2 separate regions of the Homo sapiens genome follow, and region 2 is linked to region 1. A link is an interaction called in ENCODE POLR2A ChIA-PET data of the cell type or tissue named here. Cell type or tissue: Caco-2. All regions are shown on one strand. Each heading gives the region's core, and the rest is flanking DNA. Links, peaks and the distances in the headings are about the cores only.

What was found. ChIA-PET counts read pairs that join two places held together with the same protein. Peaks named below come from ENCODE experiments on the same cell type or tissue, not always from the same donor. Only the 100,000 strongest peaks of a DNase experiment are listed, where the experiment ranks them.
Region 2: POLR2A ChIA-PET joins it to region 1 with 6 read pairs; 1 of 35 experiments calls an interaction of 5 or more read pairs at or near these places.

Annotation. Positions count from the first base shown.
Region 1 is chr11:110,563,450-110,568,374 of GRCh38, reverse strand. No RefSeq gene overlaps it. Among named protein-coding and RNA genes, the nearest start is that of FDX1, 140 kb to the right of the region's middle. RefSeq lists an enhancer at 2,934-3,785. In Caco-2, for the core only: no CTCF peak of the experiment used is centred there; a DNase peak (open chromatin) is centred at 2,884.
Region 2 is chr11:111,456,934-111,461,858 of GRCh38, reverse strand. It overlaps a transcript of BTG4 not described here. Among named protein-coding and RNA genes, the nearest start is that of MIR34BHG, 51 kb to the left of the region's middle. In Caco-2, for the core only: a CTCF peak has its summit at 2,208 (motif pointing right); DNase peaks (open chromatin) are centred at 2,218 and 3,862.

The DNA.
Region 1 (4,925 bases), core at 558-4,557:
AACTCTAAGAATAAAAAAATTCTAGAAATCAATGTAACGATGTAACAAAAATGAAGAATGCCTTTGATGAGCTCATCAATAGATTCGATACGATTGAGGAAAGAACCGTGAGCTTGAAGAAATGTCAGTACAAACTTCCAAAACTGAAAGGCAAAGAGAAAAAGCAGTGAAAAATATAAAATAGAATATCCAAAAACTGTGGGAAAATTACAAAAGGTATAACATATATATAAGGCAAATGCCAGAAGGAGAAGAAAAACAAAAAAAGCATTTGAAACAAAAATTATTGAAAACGTCTCATGATTAATGACACACACCAAACCACAGAGCAAGGAAGCTCAGGATAAACACCAAAAAATCTACACCTAGGCATATCATATTTAAACCACAGAAAATCAAAGTCAAAAAGAAAATATTGAAAGAAGAAAAAAAATACCTAGAGGAGCAAAGGTAAGAATTACAATAGACTTCTCATCAGAAATCATGCAAGCAAAAGAGAGTGAAATATTTCAAGTGTTGAAAGAAAGTAATCACCATCGGCCAGGTGCAGTGGCTGATGCCTGTAATCCCAGTACTTTGGGAGGCTGAGGCAGGTGGGTTGCCTGAGGCTAGGAGTTCGAGACTTCCTGGGCAACAAACATGGCGAAACCTCATCTCTACAAAAAATACAAAAATTAGCCAGGCATGGTGGCAAGCACCTATAGTCCCAGCTACTCAGGAGGCTGAACTAAGAGCTTGAATAGATCAGGGTTCCTAGAGGTGAGGCCTGACCCATCTGACTTGAAGTGGTTGTGTCTTTCCAAGCCTAAAAAGTGTGTGAGGATTCCCCTTCCTCCTGTGGCCCTTCTGCTTCCACCCACAGCCCTCCCCACTCTTAGTCCCAATCCTGAAGGCTAACCATCTCTTTTGGCTCAGTGCCTCTCTTCCACTTTTGGGCACAGACCTGGCAAGCTGAGTGCTCCCCTGGTACTTGCCCAGACTATTGGTCCAACCCTTTGTGTTCACTTAGAAACTGTTCTTCCCCATAATCGCTCACCTCAGCAGCCCACTGACGACCCCCAGCTCTCCTCACTGGTCACCAGATGGTGCTCCAGCCAGGCTGACATCTGAGGGCAAAGTATGTGTCTGGTGACACCATGACTGGACCCACCTCTCAGGGACATGGTTGCTCAGAAGAGAAAAGAGCACTTTCCCAGCAGAAAGCACAGCTCTCAGCCTATCCCAAACCTAGTCATTGGAAATAAGCGTAGATACATTCTGCCTCAATTTCCTCATCTGTAACATATCTACTCAAAGAACATAAAACAATGATTTAGTCATTTGATAAGTATGTATTAATAACTCGCTATGTGCCAGGTGCTGTCCTCACCGGGTACAGCAGTGAACAAGCAGTGCACAAGGAAACCTCCCCACCTTCATGGAGTTTGCACTCTAGTGGGGAAAGCAGACAATGAATGTGACAAATGAGAAAATATTTTGTATATCAAATTATAGTAAGTGCTAAGTAGAGAAATAAAACCAGGAAGGGAGATGGAAGTGGCAGGAGCAGATGGAGCTGGTAAAATGTGGGGGCAGGTATCCAGAGAAGCCTCGCTGAGACAGGCAGCTGGCTCTGTGGATATCTAGGGCAAGAGCATTCAAAGGCAACGTGATGAATGGGAAAACTGTCCAAAAGTCTAAAGCCCTCTATGGGTGTGCATGGGTGAGGGAAAATTAATCAGACATCTTAGGTATTTTGTGGAGCTCTTTCCCTTCCATTGCCTCCAGGTTTTGTCAAAAGATTAAGTCTATTATCTAGAATCTGAGCCATTTGACATGACCTCAGAAATCAGCAGACCAACCTCAGATGACCACAGGAGAGGCCACATCTAGCAAAGGTTCCACAGTTAGGAAGTGGCAGGATGTTTCTCGTGCCTTCTCCATGGTCCACATTTATTCCTGGCATTTGCCCACGCAAGAAGCTGGTGATTTGACATTTACTGAGAACCCACCCTGGGGATAAGCCACGTCCAGGTTATGACCCAGAGACCCACTTCCCTGCAACCCTTCTCCAATGCCAAGTGCTGTCTTAGGTGAGGATCTGTGTCTGTGCTGCTTTGGTTTCTAATCCTCTCAGTTGCAAGCACAGCGCGGTGTTCCTTCTGCTCTGTGTAACTCCTGGCACCCAGGGACACCCACAGAGGCCATACATATACTCAGAGCTGTGGCAGTGAACAAAAATGCTTGAGCCTTAAGATTGGGGCAACCCAAAACAGTGCCCAGTTTCAGTCAGGGCAGTGATGTTTGACTCAGCCTGAATCTGAGGAAGTCTCTGACACGTCTTTACCTTCCTTCCATGTGGTACCAAGCGCAGGCTCCACAATGTCCAAGGAGCTGGTTTGAGTCAAAATAGCTCTCCTTACCGTGTGGCACCAGTGTAAATAACTGGTTGGTTTGGTGTCATGCAGACAAAACAACTGCCGGATGGATTGCGGTTTCACTCTTTACCAAGCTCAAGTTGGCACGTGTCTGGGTGGGGCCTGCCAAGTGTGTGGCAGGTTGGGGCACTGCACACGCTACCATCTGCAGTGCTGGAGCTTTAGAGGCCTGGGGTACTTGGTTGGGAGGGTGGGGGCAACTTGAAGGGGGCTAAATGTGGGAAACTGATAACCAGGCTTGTGGCTGAGCATCAGTTCCCTAACCTGGAAATGTCTTCGGTTTTCCCCAGGTTTACCCTCTTATCCAGAGTGAGACCTGCCAGGGCTTTGACGTTCACCCCAGCCCAGCCCAGCCCATGCCTGTGTGTGACTGACCAGGCTACAAAGGCTCTCTCGGAATCTGAGGTTAAGAAAGATGAAGGGCCAGTGCCGCCTGTCTGTCTGCAGTGGGCATATTGCATAATCACAGCTTTCTCTGATCTTTCTTGAGAGAGCTCTTCGTTTCTTCGCTTCTTCCTCTCAGCTTTGTAATACGACACCCAGCCACTGGCCTCTTATCTTTGCTGCCTCCTCACCTCCCAACTCCTCTCTCAGATATACACAGAGAACAGAGACCACTCCTGCTTTGAGGCCTCAAGGATCAAGTTCATTCCCTTAACACCCTTTGCTTGCTGGACTCACTGCTGATACCACAGCCAGGCAAGGACCTTACACTTTCCACCCCGCCTCCCACGCCACTTCATCCTGCCCTCATCTCCTCCCTCTCCAGATTATATCGCATCTCACTCAGGCTCTGGGGACCCATCTCAGGGTGGAGACAGGGTCTGGATTTGAATATTTGTTATGGAGTTTTTTGGCTTCTCCATAAACTAAGGAGACATGAGAAAACAAGATTGCTGCCTTTCTCAGACCACTTTTATGTTTTGAACACTCCTCTGTAGGGCAATAACAAGGAGCCCTGGGCTATCAGGCTGAACCCCCATGTCTGGCTGGAGGAGGGGCAGCCTGTATGGTCCAGCTTAACACTTCTAGGCCTAAACTCAGCTGGGTACCATGGGAGCGGATGTTTTCCACCTATCAAAAACTTTAGATCATTCCCATCACAAATCGGCAATCTGCATCATAAAGAGACTCCCTGCCTGCCCCCTCTGCTCTTAAGAGGGACTGTACTTTAAAGCAAGGAAAAAGAAAAAGATTGCCCTCTTGTAGCTCTTCTCAAAGACGTGGACTGCAGTGAGCAGGGACCGTCCTTCCAAGGTCTCAGACTGCTCGGGTTTCTCAGAGGTAGGAGCAGGATACCCATAACATTTTCGACATTTTTAAAAAGCCAATTATAAAACTGCACAGGTTAATGGCAGTTACTTTTGGTTGTATGTAATTCATGAATCCATGTTAACATGTGGGAAAGTAAGGTCTGACTCCTGACAAAATAAACTACCTACAATCACATGAGTTTTTTGGTGAAAGGTATGTTAAAAATTGGGGATGTAGAGGGGGAACAAAAATCACAAAAGCAGCCATGAGAGGTCACAAGGCTAGACACCCGTGGCAGCCTGCTCGGGGGCTCATTCTGTGTCCCCATCCATTGTGAACCTCTCAGATTCTCATGTGAGGCTCCCACTGCACAGCTCAGCGCCCAGCACACGCACCATAGGACTAAAACACCTCAAGGTTGTTTTTTCTGGAAATACAAACAAGTGACAAAAAATGGATTCAAGTTTTGCAGTCTTTCCTTCCCACCTGTTCCCCAAGAAAAATGCTTTTGAACATGAAATGTTCTGGAGTAAGAAACAGGGAAGCAGGAATTAGATACCACAAACAAGACAATGGACCACTGTAGGGTGGATGATAATAAGAGTGGTGGTTATTATATTACAATATAATGGTGGTTATAATATAATGGTAGTTATAATGTAATGGTGGTTATAATATAATGGGGGTTATAGTATTATAATACTCATGATCACTTGTTGAGCACCTTTTGGCTTTCAGTTTTTTCAAAGCCCATTGTGATATGGGCTGGGTAAGCTCAACGACAACTCCCCATCTTACAGATGAATAAACTGGTCACTCAAGTAGTAAATGGCTGAGCCAGGCCTTGAGTTTAGGTCTCCTGATTACTCACTAACCTTGTGCCTTCTCCAAGTACCAAGCTGCAAGGCTGCTGTGACCTCAAAAGGTGAAGGTTCTACCAGCCCCTTCCACTCCCAACTATTCCAGGTAATTTTCTGGTATCTCAGAACTCCTGTCTCTCACAGCTAAGAAGAGTCTCTCATACGAAAATTAGATCAGCCAGCACTAACCATAAAAGACAAAAACTGATAAATTGATATAAACAAAATTAAACACGTCTCCTTATCAAATTATACCATTAAGAAGATGAAATAGGCCACAGGCCACACACTGCTACATACACACACAGCACATATCTAACAAATCCAGAATACATAAAAAAATCTTACAAATCAAGAAAAGACAAAAAAAAAATCCAAGTTATAAATTGGACAA
Region 2 (4,925 bases), core at 429-4,428, 890 kb before region 1:
TTTTCTGCTCATGGCCCCACGTGGTCCAGCCGTAGATCCCCAAAGTTTCACAGGGTAATGGCCCTCCCTGACCTTGGGTATCTATGACTAAACTTGGTGAGGCCATCAACTTGGTTTTATTTAATTAATTAATTTATTTATTTTTGAGACGGAGTCTCATGTTGTTGCTGAGGCTGGAGGGCAATGGCGCAATCTCGGCTCACTGCAACCTCTGCCTCCCAGGTTCAAGCAATTCTCCTGACTCAGCCCCCCAAGTAGCTGGGATTAAAGGTGACTGCCACCACACCCGGCTAATATTTTTGTAGAGACGGGGTTTCACCGTGTTGGCCAGGCTGGTCTTGACCTCCTGACCTCAGGTGATCCTCCCACCTCTGCCTTCCAACAACGTGGTTTTAGCTAGAAAAATAACCATACATTTTCTTCAAGCTCCCTGGTTCCTCCCTCCCTCCTGGTGACACCTGCTCCAGAGTCCCCCATGCCTCCTGCCCCCACTCCTCTCTTGGGAAGTCCAGAGGAGACAGGCACGTGGCGGCAGGAAATTGTTCTCACCCTCCTCATATCGTGAAGACATACTGACCTGTGAAACAGTGGTGTCAGGGCTAGAATTGAAATTTCTTGGCTTCTAACAAGAACCTTTTATTTATCACATACCTTTTATCACAGTTTCTGAAACGTAACCAGACTGAGAATGTATGGGGGCCCTAAATCATTTTCATTGTGGTGGAGATCTGCCAATGGCTGAATTACCGCAATAACCTCCTGACGGGGCTTCCTCTGCTAGTCTGGCCCCACTCCCATCCATCCTCCGCACAGCTGCCAGGGAGAGCTTTCTAGAACGCTGACTGTACCTACACATACATAAACATAAAAATAAATGGGAGGAGGTGTGCCAACTTGTGAAGTGGCTGGGTTTGGTGGGAGAGACAGGGGGAGAGGTAAAGAGTGCCTGGATGGGGATGCCATGGGGGTGTTGACTGTGGGTGGAGGGAGAGGAATGGGCAGGAAAGCTTTTGCTTCTTCATTGACATACTTTAAAATTGTATGAGTAACTTATGTTTTGTATTGTTTCATATTTTCAAAAATTTAAAGTCTTGCATTTATATTTGATTATATCCCATGTCTGAGAACCCTTCAGCAGCTCCCCGTGGCTTTCATGATAGAAGATACATTTCTCATACTTGCTGCCTTTGCATTTGCTTTCCCCGAGGCTGGAGTGACTTTCTCTGCTGTCTCTCTGCTGCGTGCATTACCTCATTTGGGAAGCCTTGAGCTCTCCTGTGTGTGTTGAGATGCCCTCCCCTGAGCTTTCTTAACACCCTTGTGAACCACCCACTGTTTGGGACCCATGGCCAGCCAGTTCCTTGGGAGCCCTATCTAGTTGTCCTTGTATCTCAATGCCTAACATGTTGCCTGGAACACAGCTCTCAATATGTAGTTGCTGAGTGAATGAATGAATGAATAAATGAATACAATAAACCCCCCTACATACCAGACCAGGGTCTCTCACTCCCCGAGGTAAAGCCTCCAGCACCTGGACAACGGGCACCACCACTCTGGCAGAGAGATCCGTTTGAGCTCCAATGACAGGACCAGGCTTTCTAGTCCAGGGGTCTATGGCTTGAGCCCCAATCGAGATTGGGATTAGACCTGTGGGATGCCAAGCCCACCACTGGCTTTAGAAACCAGAGATGGGGAAGGAAGGCAGGTCCTTTTTCTGGCAAAAAGGAAGCCAGAAGAGCCCCTGACCTCCTTTTGCCCTTCAAAGGGCTCTAAGCTGGATTATAGGGCTCCTGGTGGCCACAGCCCTGGCGTGGGGGTGGGTGGTGAGTTTCTGAAGTGCTGGTCTTTGAAAGGACCCAATAATCTAGGGGAGACATACATGATTTATGGTCCTGGGGTTTTGGAATCTTTGGGCACCTTTAATTTTGGGTCTCAGCAGCCCTAGCAGAAGACCAGAATGACCCCTTCCCTTGGCACATGGGTACCCCTCCTGAGCTTTAGGGGGTTTTCTCTCCCAGAGCTAAGTCACATTCCTGAGCTCTCAGAGGTCCAAAGTTCTCTCCTACCTTTGCCATCAGCGTCTTCCATTGAGCCTGCCAGCGGTGTGGCATCGCCAGAATTCTCATCATGCTCCATGCCCAGGATAGGCACCATGAGCCCCGAGCCCTCAGGATCTGGGATCTCCATTCCATACAGGGCTGGGGCCCACAGCTCTGTCCCAGGATAGCGCATCATTCCCAACACCAGGGGGAGAGGGAGTGAAGAGGAGGAGTTGCGGGTTAAGCATCACCCTGAAGTCTTTCCAGGTTCAAAGTACTACGTCCCTGACCAGAGAGGCTTCCCTGCAAACACTACATTTGTTTTCTTTAGGCTCAACTTAGCATTCTGAATTCAGAAAGGAAGAAAGGACAATGCCCTAATGGCCTGTTTTGGAAGAAGCAAGTGGGAATTGAGTGGCATCAGACCTTTTGAGAAGCTGAGAACAACTTCTAAAAGAAGGGGGCTTGTGTTCTTGAGCACCTGCCATTCCTCAGAATCTGAACTCAGGACTCTGTAGAAGTTATATTTCACTCAGTCCTACAACCCAAGCTATAAAGTATGCACAATTTTTTTTTTTTTGAGACGGAATCTCACCGTCACCCAGACTGGAGTACAATGATGTGATCTCAGCTCATTGCAACCTCCACCTCCTGGATTCAAGCGATTCTCCCGCCTCAGCCTCCCAAGTAGCTGAGATTACAGGCTCCCACCACTATGTCTGGCTATTTTTTGTATTTTTAGTAGAGACGGGGTTTCACCATATTGATCAAGCTGGTCTCGAACTCCTGACCTCAAGCAATCCACCTGCCTCGACCTCCCAAAGTGCTGGGATTACAGGCGTGAGCCACCGTGCCCGGCCAGTATGCACGATTTTACTCTTCCTTTTAAAAGATGGTAAAACAGTGGCAGGGAGGGGTTAGTTTTAATAACTTGCCCAAGGTCAAAGAGTTAATAAATTGTGGGGCAGGTCTTCAAACTCAAGTCAATTCTGACCTGGTTCTTTTTGTTTTGTTGTTATTTGTGGGAAGAGGGTAATTTCTAGAATGAGTGAGATTAACTCCAGGAAGATGCCACTCCTACTTCTCCTTGCCTTTCCTTGTATCAGGGCTGTCGGTGGGAGGTGGAGTTTTGGGATGAACTCCTTTCTTGCGTTTATTCGTGGGAAGTGGAAGACTGCTGCAGAATGAAGGTGAGAAGGGATTGAGGACTCAGGAGATTCAGGCTTTGCAGCTAGAGGACCCCAGCTGGGCAACTCATTTAACTCTCTGAATGTCAGGTTTCCCACTCTAAAATGGGTATCATAGCACCTGTTGGTGGTGTTTCATGAGCCATGAAGTAACAAGAGAATGTATGCTCCATAACATAACTCAATGGCATTGGCAAGAAATTAAGACAGGGAGGCAGTCAAGCACTCATGGGGTCGGGGTATGAAGTCATGGAGTTCCTTCTCTCTTCCCTTGGTCACGCATGTGCATGGCCAGTAGGGCTGCAGCCCTGTCCCTGAGCTTATGGGCCTAGGAGCATCAAAGCACCAGGTCATTCTGGGCCCGAGATATCGGGGCCTGAGAGCCTCTGGCCCAGATTCATCCATACCTATCCTGCCACCACTGGCTTCAATGTCATCTGCTGTCACCAGCTGCCTCTCCAGCCTCTGAGCCTGCTGCAGGACATGGTGCAGAGTCAAGGCCAGTGGCTGTCTCATGTCCTTAATGGCAGCCTCCAGAGTTTCCTGTACACCCGACTCTGGACTCTCCTGGCACGGCTGAAGCACTGCAATCACTTGCCTCTGGGCCACTAGCACATTGGTGTCCAGCAGGGCCTGTGGCCCTCCCATATGGGGCAATGTCTGGCCCTCTCGTCAGGAAGCCCCCTGGAGCCGGACTGTCTTCCTGCTCAGTGGCTCCACAAAGCTGTCACCAGGCAGCAAGAGGTTCCCCGAAGCATCTCGCAGCCCTCCCAGTACAAGTAGCTGAGCTGGAAGAAAGAAACCAAGGGGGCAAGGTGGGAGAGGGAACCAGCAGGGATGTAGGCAGGTGTGGCATAAGGGGAACTAGGGCACAAGGGTGGAAGTGAGCTGTGGGAGGGAAGGAGGAGGGGGAGAGGGAGGGGGCAGGGGGTAGAGCATGGTGGTGACAGGTGGAGAAATGGTCCTTTTTGGTTGAAAAGTGTCCATTAACTTTATAGAAGTACCTTGCTTCTCTTCCCCTCCCCAGGGGCACTGGAGTAGAGATGGGGAAGGGGAGAGGGAAGGTTGGGGGTAAGAGGCTGAGAGGATGAAGGGTGGAAAGAGGGTCGTGGGTGGAGTTTGTGGCTCAGATCAGAACATGGAGGGTGTAGGGGGCTGAGAGGAAGGGGACTGGGAGGCCAGGCCAGGCATGGAGGAGGGCGAGGGAGGACAATGCTGAGGGCTGCCGGGAGACCTGTGTTTTCATCCAACCCGACTCCCAGGATGGGCGAGATGCCTCCTGTGACTGGATCCTCCATGGGCCCCCCATCTCCAGAGGGGCCAAGGTCTTGGTGAGAGGATTGCAGTATGTCCTCCCAAGAGTGAGCCACTGCCTTGTTTGGGGGTGCAGATTCACAGCCAGCACGGGCACCTTGATGCCTGTGACGGGGTCTGTCATGAGAGCCCCCAGCGGGGACGTCCTTCTTGGCTGCAGGATGGGCAGGTGCGTGGCTGGAGGGGAACCTGTGGTGGGACTGGTTGGGTAGGGCACATAGGGCAGGATGGCAGCTTCTGATGTTCGGACACCACCTGGACAGGGATACAGGGAGCTGTTGGTACCCTTTAATGCACCAGCCTCCTTCAGCCCTGCAGAGCAGGACAGAGGGGCCTTGGGACCTGCCTCCTTTTACCATGCAGCTCATGGCACCTTCTGGATCCA